Regions from separate parts of the Homo sapiens genome. Here region 1 is linked to region 2. The links are chromatin contacts, found by Hi-C or POLR2A ChIA-PET in ENCODE. All regions are on one chromosome and are shown on one strand. The core of a region is the stretch at or near the end of the contact, and the rest is flanking DNA. Distances in the headings are between cores, read along the strand shown. Region 1 overlaps MACROD2 (mono-ADP ribosylhydrolase 2). Region 2 overlaps MACROD2 (mono-ADP ribosylhydrolase 2).

Region 1 (4,512 bases), core at 1,445-3,944, 48 kb after region 2:
GAAGAACAGGTTTCTGGTTTCTCATTATTTCTAGGGGTAGAATTCCACATCAAATATAGAAAAGCATCTTATACATGGAACTTTTTTTTTTCCTTTGGAAGGGGGGCTTCTTCTGTGACACTATCCACACACTTTTTTAGTGACTTCTTTTTCATCAATTAATTCAGATTGTCTGAAGACTAGAAATTGGGGCTTTGGCAAGGGTGAACAGCGATTAAAATATATATCTCCGCTCACATTTCTGCCCACATGGTTCTTTTTCTGAGAGAGTGGTTAGGAACAGTGCTAGTCTTGCTAAAACTGCTGAGTTTCATTTCACACTAATAACACCTGGCATCTTTATGTGCTAAGGATAAATTAAGCACTCAGTGAACACAGGGTAGACATGGGTTTTGCTATGATGTAGCTTATTCTGCACTCATTATATAGAGAGAGAAATCTGTGTTGTGAAAATGTGTGTGTAGGCATGTATGCAACATTGCAAAAAATATTAATAGCTCTGGCCATTTTGCTGATTTTAGATAAAGGTAGCACTATCATATATTCCGATTAGTTATTAATAGAAATACTGAGAATATTAGAGGTGAAATGGCCCTTAAAAATCATGTAGTCCAAAAATCTCATTTTACAGACTGAAGAAATTGAGAACCAGGGTGATTATTTTCAGGAATTATAGAATATATTCTGTGAATTTAGGCAGAATCAAAATAGAACTCAAAGATTTAATACCCATTCCAGGGCACTTTCTACCATACCACGCTGTTCCTCAAATAATAAATAAATTATTCAAATACACGAACATTATGTCATTTTTACAGAATTCTAAGTTGTGTGTTTTTTGGGTTGTTGTTTTGTTTTGTTTTTGAGACAGGGTTTTGCTCTGCCACCAAGGCTGGAGTGCAGTGGCGCAATCACAGCTCACTGCAGCCTAGACCTCCTGGGCTCAAACGATATCGCCCACGGCCCCTCAACTCCCCATCCCACTTCGGCCTCCCAAAGTGCAAGGATTACAGGTGTGAGTCACTGCGCCAGCCTAAGTTAGGTGTTTAAATGATTCTAAGACACACATTCTTTCACATTTTGAAAATATTTTATTTTGAATTTTTAGACTTACAGAAAAGTTGCAAAAATAATTCAAAGAGTTTAAAAAATATACACCTCTCTCATCCCACTCCTTCTAATGGTAATATCTTAGAAAACCATATGACAATTATCAAGAACAAGAAATTAACAATTATACAATATCAATAACTAAACTTCAGACCTTATTTGAATTTTGCCAGTTTTTCTACTAACCTTTTTGTTTGTTTGTTTTTGAGACGGAGTCTCACTCTCGCTCAGACTGGAGTGCAGTGGTACCATCTGGGCTCACTGCAACCTCTGCTTCCCAGTTTCAAGCAATCCTCCCACGTTGGCCTCCCGAGTAGCCAGGACTACAGGCGTGTGCCACCACACCCAGCTAGTGACCTTTTTGTTGTTGTTGTTCTAGGATCTCACATTACATTTATTTGTTCTTAATCTCTTCCAGCCTATAACTGGTTCTCAGTCTTTTCTTAGCTTTTGTGACTTGGCACTTTTGAAGAGTACTCCTCAGTTATTTCTGTACAATGTCCCTCAATTTGACATTTTTTTCTAGAGAGAGAATCTCACGCTGTCACCCAGGCTGGAGTACATTGGCTCAATCATAGCTCACTGCATCCTTGACCTCCTGGGCTCAAGTGATCCTCCCATCTCAGCCTCTCAAGTACACACACATATATATAGTATTTATATATATATATAGTATTTATATATAGTTATGTTTGTTTTGTTTCTGAGACAGAATTTTGCTCTCTCTCTCTCTCTTTCTCTCTCTCTCTCTTTCTCTCTGTCTCTATATATATGTGTATGAAAAGTTACGCTATAACAAGTGTGGAAATACCAAGCAAATAAAAGTCTGTAAAAAGAATACCTCCTCTTCCTCTTTTCTTCCTCCTCCTCTTCTTCCTTTTCTTCATTACTTCTTCCTTCTTATCTTTCTTATTCTCTTCTTTTTTTTCTTTTTATTCTAACCTTTCTTTCTTCTTTTCCTTTTCCTCCTCTCCCTCCTCACCAATGCTCTTTCTCTCGTCTGTCCACTTTCCTCTCTCCATATTTCACCTACTAAAATAGTATTTATTTGGTCCACATTCCCGTAAAATTGCTGTTGTTTGGGGAAAAAAAACTCTAAGGAAACTCAGAAAGCTGTGTTACCCAAATCATTTACAATTTGAGTTGGTTGGAGAATATGCCATGGAGAAAGCCTGTTCGGAGATGATTAGCATGCCAGTCCAATGTCTTTTCCTACTTAAATTTTTAAGATAGTTTAGGACTCCGATAACTATTATGTCTTAGCTAGTGGTTATTCAGAAATAAAATAAAAAAACTGTACCATACTTTTTTTCACCAAGTAGAATTAGCTCAGAGCACAGTGCATTGGGTGTCTGGGCTTCTGGTAGGTGAGGCTGGGATGTGCAGGTAGAGATTATTGAGTACCGTAGTAGTACAGCAGCATCCAAGTTTAAATTTGAGGGTGGGTGTCAGCTTAGAAAATCTGAGTGCTTGCAAGGGCTGAGAATTTCTCCAGCCTTTCCTGCAGCTGTCAGAAGTGCCCTGTTTTGCCCTTCCCTCACACCTCCTCCCAATAATTCTATTACTCAGGGGAAGGAGACCTGGGAGGGTGAAATGACTCATTATTCTATTAGACAATGGGACGCTTGGGTTTTGACTAAGGCTGCTCAGACTGCCAGAGTCCCGACCTCCATGGCAATCCAGAGGCACAGGAAATCTGAGATTTAAAGTTGTGAACTCAGTATTGACATGAAAAATGCCACTTGTGTTGTGCTGAAACAGGTATGCTGATTATGTAACAGCTTCCAACACATTCCCTGCCGGTGGTGGGTTTTGATTGACATTTTATGAGCCTTATTACTCTTGAAAACAATACTGAAAATGCCATGACAAGCTCAGGATGGAAATATGAACACACGATCCTCTTCCTGCTGAACTAGAAAATAGCTTTTCGAAATTCTTGGAAGAAAGTGGAAAGTTCTTCATGTAGATTCATAATGATCAATCTCTTTTTGTTTCTTGGGAGGAGAAGGATCCTCAAATCTTATAGCAATTTAGCATGGTCTAGTCCCCAGAACTTTTCTTTGGGCTTCTTACAACTTACAAATAAATGTTGACTTCTAAAGTAGAGAGGGAAATGCATAGGATATCAATGGCTTGATAAATATTTACAGCAATAAATTACAGTTTTTTGCATTCATAGTAATTCCTTGGTAGAGGGAGTTTATTGTTTAAACAATATAGAGATGGAAATGCAGCAGAAATTCAGATTTTTTTCTGTGTTTTTTTTTCTTCTCTGTATAAGGTGATTTTTTTTCTTCTCTGTATAACAAATTTTCAAAGTAGAATGGAGGTTCAAGAATGTCAATGAAATATAAATGGTATGGTGCATTTGCTTTCATTGAATTGTTGGCTCTCCTTAAGTATATTAGGATAGCAAACTCTCTGAATTAGGATTTCAACCTCTTCGATTTCCTTCTGATTTTGTGTAACTAAAATATATAAATGAGACTGCACACAGGCCGGGCGCGGTGGCTCACGCCTGTAATCCCAGCACTTTGGGAGGCCGAGGAGGGCAGATCACGAGGTCAGGAGATCGAGACCATCCTGGCTAACACGGTGAAACCCCGTCTCTACTAAAAATACAAAAAAATTAGCCGGGCGTGGTGGCGGGCACCTGTAGTCCTAGCTACTCAGGAGGCTGAGGCAGAAGAATGGCGTGAATCTGGGAGGTGGAGCTTGCAGTGAGCCGAGATCGCGCCACTGCACTTCAGCCTGGGCGACAGAGCAAGACTCCATCTCAAAAAAATAAAAAAAATAAAAAAAAAATAAAGAGAGACTGCACGCACACTAGCATCCCTGGATTCCAAATACCTATCTGCTTTGTTATAAAATTAATAGTAATAATAGCAGCAACAATGGAAATAGTAGCTAGATTTATTGAGTTCATATTGTTTTTAACTTGTGAACCCAAGCAGTCCCATAGCCACTGTGCTATACTTTAGTGTTATTTTTAAAAATCACGCTCAACTAAAAATGGGAAGCCCAGGCAGCTGGTTTGGTGTCACTTCTCTGCTAAGATGAATGCCCTCTGCACCCTCAAGTGGTGAAGCAGGTATAGGCGGAATACATACAGAATGAAAAACTGTATTTGTGAAACACTTTGAAGGAAAGGTGTTGTGAAAATTGTGTTTTGTTAAGTATTGAGGGATATGGAATTAGAAATAATAGTACAGTTGAGACAGAAAGATCATTTTTCTGAAGCACATGTTTAGTGTCGGCAAAGGTTAAGCTGTTTTTGATGAACCTGTTTTCATGTGAAAATTACTATAAATGGTCAGCAGATACTTGCTTTTAAGGAGCCTACTTCTGATTGGTCAGCCAGATAAGCGTGTATGTGGTGATTGTTAAGAAGCAGCTGGT
Region 2 (4,245 bases), core at 1,167-3,666:
AATTAAGTAGAAATTTTATAATTTTGTTTCTATTATTTACCTGCCATGTGTTTGTCTCAGTGTTTGAACTGAGAAATAGGCTTTTAGTTACTATGGATATGATAATGTTAAAACAAACATCATTTATGGATTGTACTTTATATCTCAAAGTTTTCCGATATCCTTATTTATGTATTATTTTAATTTTTTCTTAACCTATGAAAAAAGCTGGGTGCCATGGTTCACACCTGTAATCCCAACACATTGGAAAGCCAAGGCAGGAGGACTTATTGAGGCCAGGAGTTCAAGACCAGCCTGGGCAACATAGCAAGACTCCGTCTCAACAAAAAATTAAAAAATTAGCCAGGTGTGGTGACACATGCCTGTAGTCCCAGCAACTCATGAGGCTGAGGCAAGAGGATCATTTGACCCCAGGAGTTTGAGGCTGTAGTGTGCTATGATCACATCACTGCATTCTTGCCTGGATGACAGAGTGAGACCCTGTATCAAAACATTTTTTAATTAAAAAAATTCCAAATTCCATATAAGACTATCCCTCAGTGTGCCTTCCCAGCTGCCCTACCCCGACCCTATGTCAGACTGTGATTTGTAGTATGTTTCTTCATATTTATTTTGAGTATTAATAATGTAATCTTATCATATTCACCCTGATAGGACACTGTAGAGTTTGTTTAATGAACCATCTTGGGGGAAGAATTAACCAACAACCAAGATTTGAATACAGCTTGGTCCTGGGCCTCCTTGGGCCATAGCGCAAGGCAGCTAAGTGGTGCTGGAATAATTTCTCTTTGTTTGGCTGCAGATACCGCATACTCTAAGCAATTTGCAGCCTTCCTTATATAAGAACTGTTTCTGAAAGGAAATTCCCCAAGTCCAGCTCTTCTGGTTATTTCCGTTTCAGCTCTGAAGCGCTTACTCTTTGTAGCTGAAATATGGAGAACTATTGTATTTTTTGGTTCCCTAACTCAGAGGAAACATGTGAGGAATTTGCTGTAATAACTGATCTGAGTTGGAGTGTTTGATTCCTGACACAGAGTGGAGGACAGCATTGTGAGGGGACATTTCATTCAAGATTGTTCTGTTAAGCGGGAGGGAGGTGAGCTGCTCACAGTCTATGTCAATGAGAATTTCCCTCAGGATATTTAGTGTGTGGTGGTAATGCATATTTAAGCTTACGTACAACAATGTTTGCAAAATCCCAAACTTGGAATAGAACTCTAGATCATAGTGGCCAAAGAAACTGACTTTGCTTGTAAGCAAGTTGGATCAAGATCTATATGAGAGCTTTGGGGCTAAGGGAAATAAAGCATTGTCCCAAGAAGGAAGACTTTGCCTTGACAAAACATTCTCTTACAATGTGATTCTCCTAAGAAACCATAAAAGAGCAGTTAGGGATCCATCCATGCATTTTAATATTTGAAGAGTTTCAGACTGACTGCATGTTTGACAGCTATAGGAATTTTATTTTTATAAGAATTTATCTATAAAAATAAAAGTATATCTACTATCTCTAAATCTATATATCTGAGTTTTAAAAATATAGCTTCTCTTTAGCTTTTGCTAGCATATGCTGTCAAACTCCTTCATGCTGCCAGACTCATCCAAAAATTAATTCTTCTAATGCATGCCATATTTCATGTTGTTTTGGCTGCTTTTGTACATTCTGAAGAAAACAGGGAAGATAATGGTTTCCTTTTCCAATTTAACATATACATGCGACAGAGAAATGTAAGGATGTTGCACTCCCAGAGGATCAAACCTAAAATGACAATAGATTCGACTGATTTTTTTAAAAAAGAATCCTACTTTATGTAATCTGGACAATAAGGCACACATGGTTGGATTAAAAATATTGTGTTTTTAAGATCTCTTTCTAATTCTTACTTTATAACCATAAAGAAATGAGGCTATGTGTTGTTGCAAGAAGTCTTATTGCAAACACATGCATGTGCATGTTTGTGTGTGATTTGTAAATTTAGCTCTAGAAAGGTGTAACAATAAAATGGAATTGAATTTAGCCATGGCTCTTACGAGCGTGAGTAAAGTATGCATGTGGAAACCTAAGATGTTAATGAAATCAGCATAGACTTTAATGGCATTCTGGTGTCTTCAAAAGATCGCCACCAAATAAAGCTTAATGTGTCAAAATGGAAACCCCAAGTAAGAGAAATGTGGGAAGAAGTTCAAGGAACAGAAACTGTTTGGGGAAGATGATTTGAATGTCTTCCAAAACCTTCGAGAAGCATTAAGCTCAAGCTCAGCCCTTTATCTTTGACAAATACCACACTGTGTATCTGCTTGTTATTTCGTGGTCCTGTTGCTCCTGTCAGCTTGTTAAATGGAACTCTGGTTTCAGTCAGATGAAAATGTGGTAATCTCTGTGCTTTGCTTGCCTCGGCGTCCGAGGAGCGGCTGTGCCCGACTGTGTGAGGCCGCCCAGTGCCAAGGGTAACTACTGGCACCTGCACTGACAGCAAGCAGTCTGCAGCAACAGATTGAAAATGTTCTTTTCAGATCTTTAGATTGGAACTTCAGCTTTACTTTTAAAAGTTTCATGTCCACAGCACGGTTGACAAAATAAATTACTAAACCAATTGCTTTGGGAGCTTCCAAGCTGTGACATTAAGGTAGCTGCGAGTCATCATTCTTGATGAAGGAGCAGCTTCAGAAATTGTGTGCATCTGATGGAGGTTTGGCAAAGTGTGTAAGTCTGCAGACCTATGGTAAACAGGTCTCATTTCTAAGCATTTATTTTCAGAAAGGGAAAAAAAGAGCTGTCCATTCTCAATTTCGGACTTATTTTAAATTACTCACAGGGAAATGGGTGCCCCATTTAATGGCATTGTTTATTCTCACAGAGAAATGTTTGCAGTGAAAATGCAAAATACCATTTCTTTTCTCTGCTGAGGCTCCTCATCCTATGGTGCCCACTTTACTCTCCCAGCAGAGAATGCAGAAAAGCACCAAAGGCAGCATCATGAAACGCAGAGCTGTTAATTCCCAACTCCGTCAGAGTTCTGCCCTCCTTCCCATTTGGGGAGCTGAACTGAGCCATTAGAACTTTCCTTTTACACTCCCTCTAGAATACAAGTCCTGACAAAATTAAAGGGCTTTATACCCCTAAAGCCTCAGAAATTCTACAGGGTACGGTGAGGGTAGGGGTGGGGTTGAAGGGATGGGAAATTCATAGGTTAAAAACAAAAACTTGGGCGAAAAATCCAGGCTCTGCCAGTTACTATCAGTGGGACCTCAGCTAGTTACTTAGACATCTGGCCCTCTGCTTACTTGTTTGTGAAATAGAAATGATCATATCTGCCTCATGTGCTTGTTGGAAACATATAAAACAAGATAACTTCAGGAGCAAAGTGATTTATATCTGCAATGTTGAAATGGATAAAAAATAAAATAGATATGTGAGTGCATAGATGATAAATATGTCATAAAACAAAGGCAGCAAAGTGTTAGCAATTGTAAGGAGAGATGTGGGTGTATGCATGTTTGTTATATAATTCTCTCAACTTTTCTGTGCATTTGAAAGCATCTTAATCAGGAGGAAGCGATTTAGAAGGGCAAATCTTTTCCATGTAAGTATAATTCCCGTATTCCCTGCCTCTAGTTAAATTCCAGATGTAGGCACATGGCCATACTGAACCTCAGCGGAGAATGGAAAAAAATATATCTTTTTCATGGACCACTGTCAGCCCAGCAAAAATTTAGAAATTTTATTTCCAAGGAAGAGAGATAATGGGGGAAAAATAGGCACCTTGATTGGTCATGCAAACTTAACTCTCTGTGGCACATACTACATGCCAAATAACAAATGGTGCCATTCCTATTAAGGAAGGGAAGTAATGCCTGCCCCTTTTCTTCCTCGGGGTGGAGTGTCCTGCCAAGTCTCCTGTCCTTTCCTGGGTGACCCAGGGGGCTTATTGCTTCCATCCCTGCTCAGATGGTTTTGCATTTCCGTGGCAGCATTTTACTCCACCCTCCATTGTGCATCCTAGATTCTCTCCAGAACCCCTCCCAGCGGAGGCCTGAGGTTAGCTTTTGTGTGACATCGGGTCTCTATTCTTCCATGTATTTAAGCTCAAAATGTTTCCTTATGGGGAATTTTCTTAAAAGTCTTCAATATTGTTAACTCTTTGAAACCACTGCTGTGTGAAGGCAGCTGATTGTTCCATTGTGGGTCCCATAGGAAGAAGTTCTATGGTTCCTCCTTATTGCCTTCTTGGTGGGCATCCCCTA

Evidence for each region. Hi-C counts contacts between places; a loop is a spot of excess contacts on that map. ChIA-PET counts read pairs that join two places held with the same protein, here RNA polymerase II (POLR2A). Pooled maps may share reads with other maps.
Region 1: a loop to region 2 is called in a map of PC-9, with 2.3 times the contacts of the local background. The contact joins two enhancer-like sites. A Hi-C loop is called at or near these places in 2 of 168 maps with a recorded cell type or tissue (PC-9 and endothelial cell of umbilical vein), 1 of 37 single-sample maps with no recorded cell type and 2 of 50 pooled maps. POLR2A ChIA-PET finds 5 or more read pairs at or near these places in 2 of 52 experiments (MCF 10A and RWPE1).

Annotation. Positions count from the first base shown.
Region 1 is chr20:14,960,682-14,965,193 of GRCh38, forward strand. The region is part of intron 5 of MACROD2 (mono-ADP ribosylhydrolase 2); the gene reads left to right. Among named protein-coding and RNA genes, the nearest start is that of MACROD2-AS1, 33 kb to the left of the region's middle. Within about 2 kb of position 2,695, at least 3 of the 41 ENCODE cell types and tissues checked have a DNase peak (open chromatin) inside an H3K27ac peak, as active enhancers do.
Region 2 is chr20:14,913,200-14,917,444 of GRCh38, forward strand. The region is part of intron 5 of MACROD2 (mono-ADP ribosylhydrolase 2); the gene reads left to right. The region is part of intron 1 of MACROD2-AS1 (MACROD2 antisense RNA 1); the gene reads right to left. Among named protein-coding and RNA genes, the nearest start is that of MACROD2-AS1, 14 kb to the right of the region's middle. Within about 2 kb of position 2,417, at least 2 of the 41 ENCODE cell types and tissues checked have a DNase peak (open chromatin) inside an H3K27ac peak, as active enhancers do.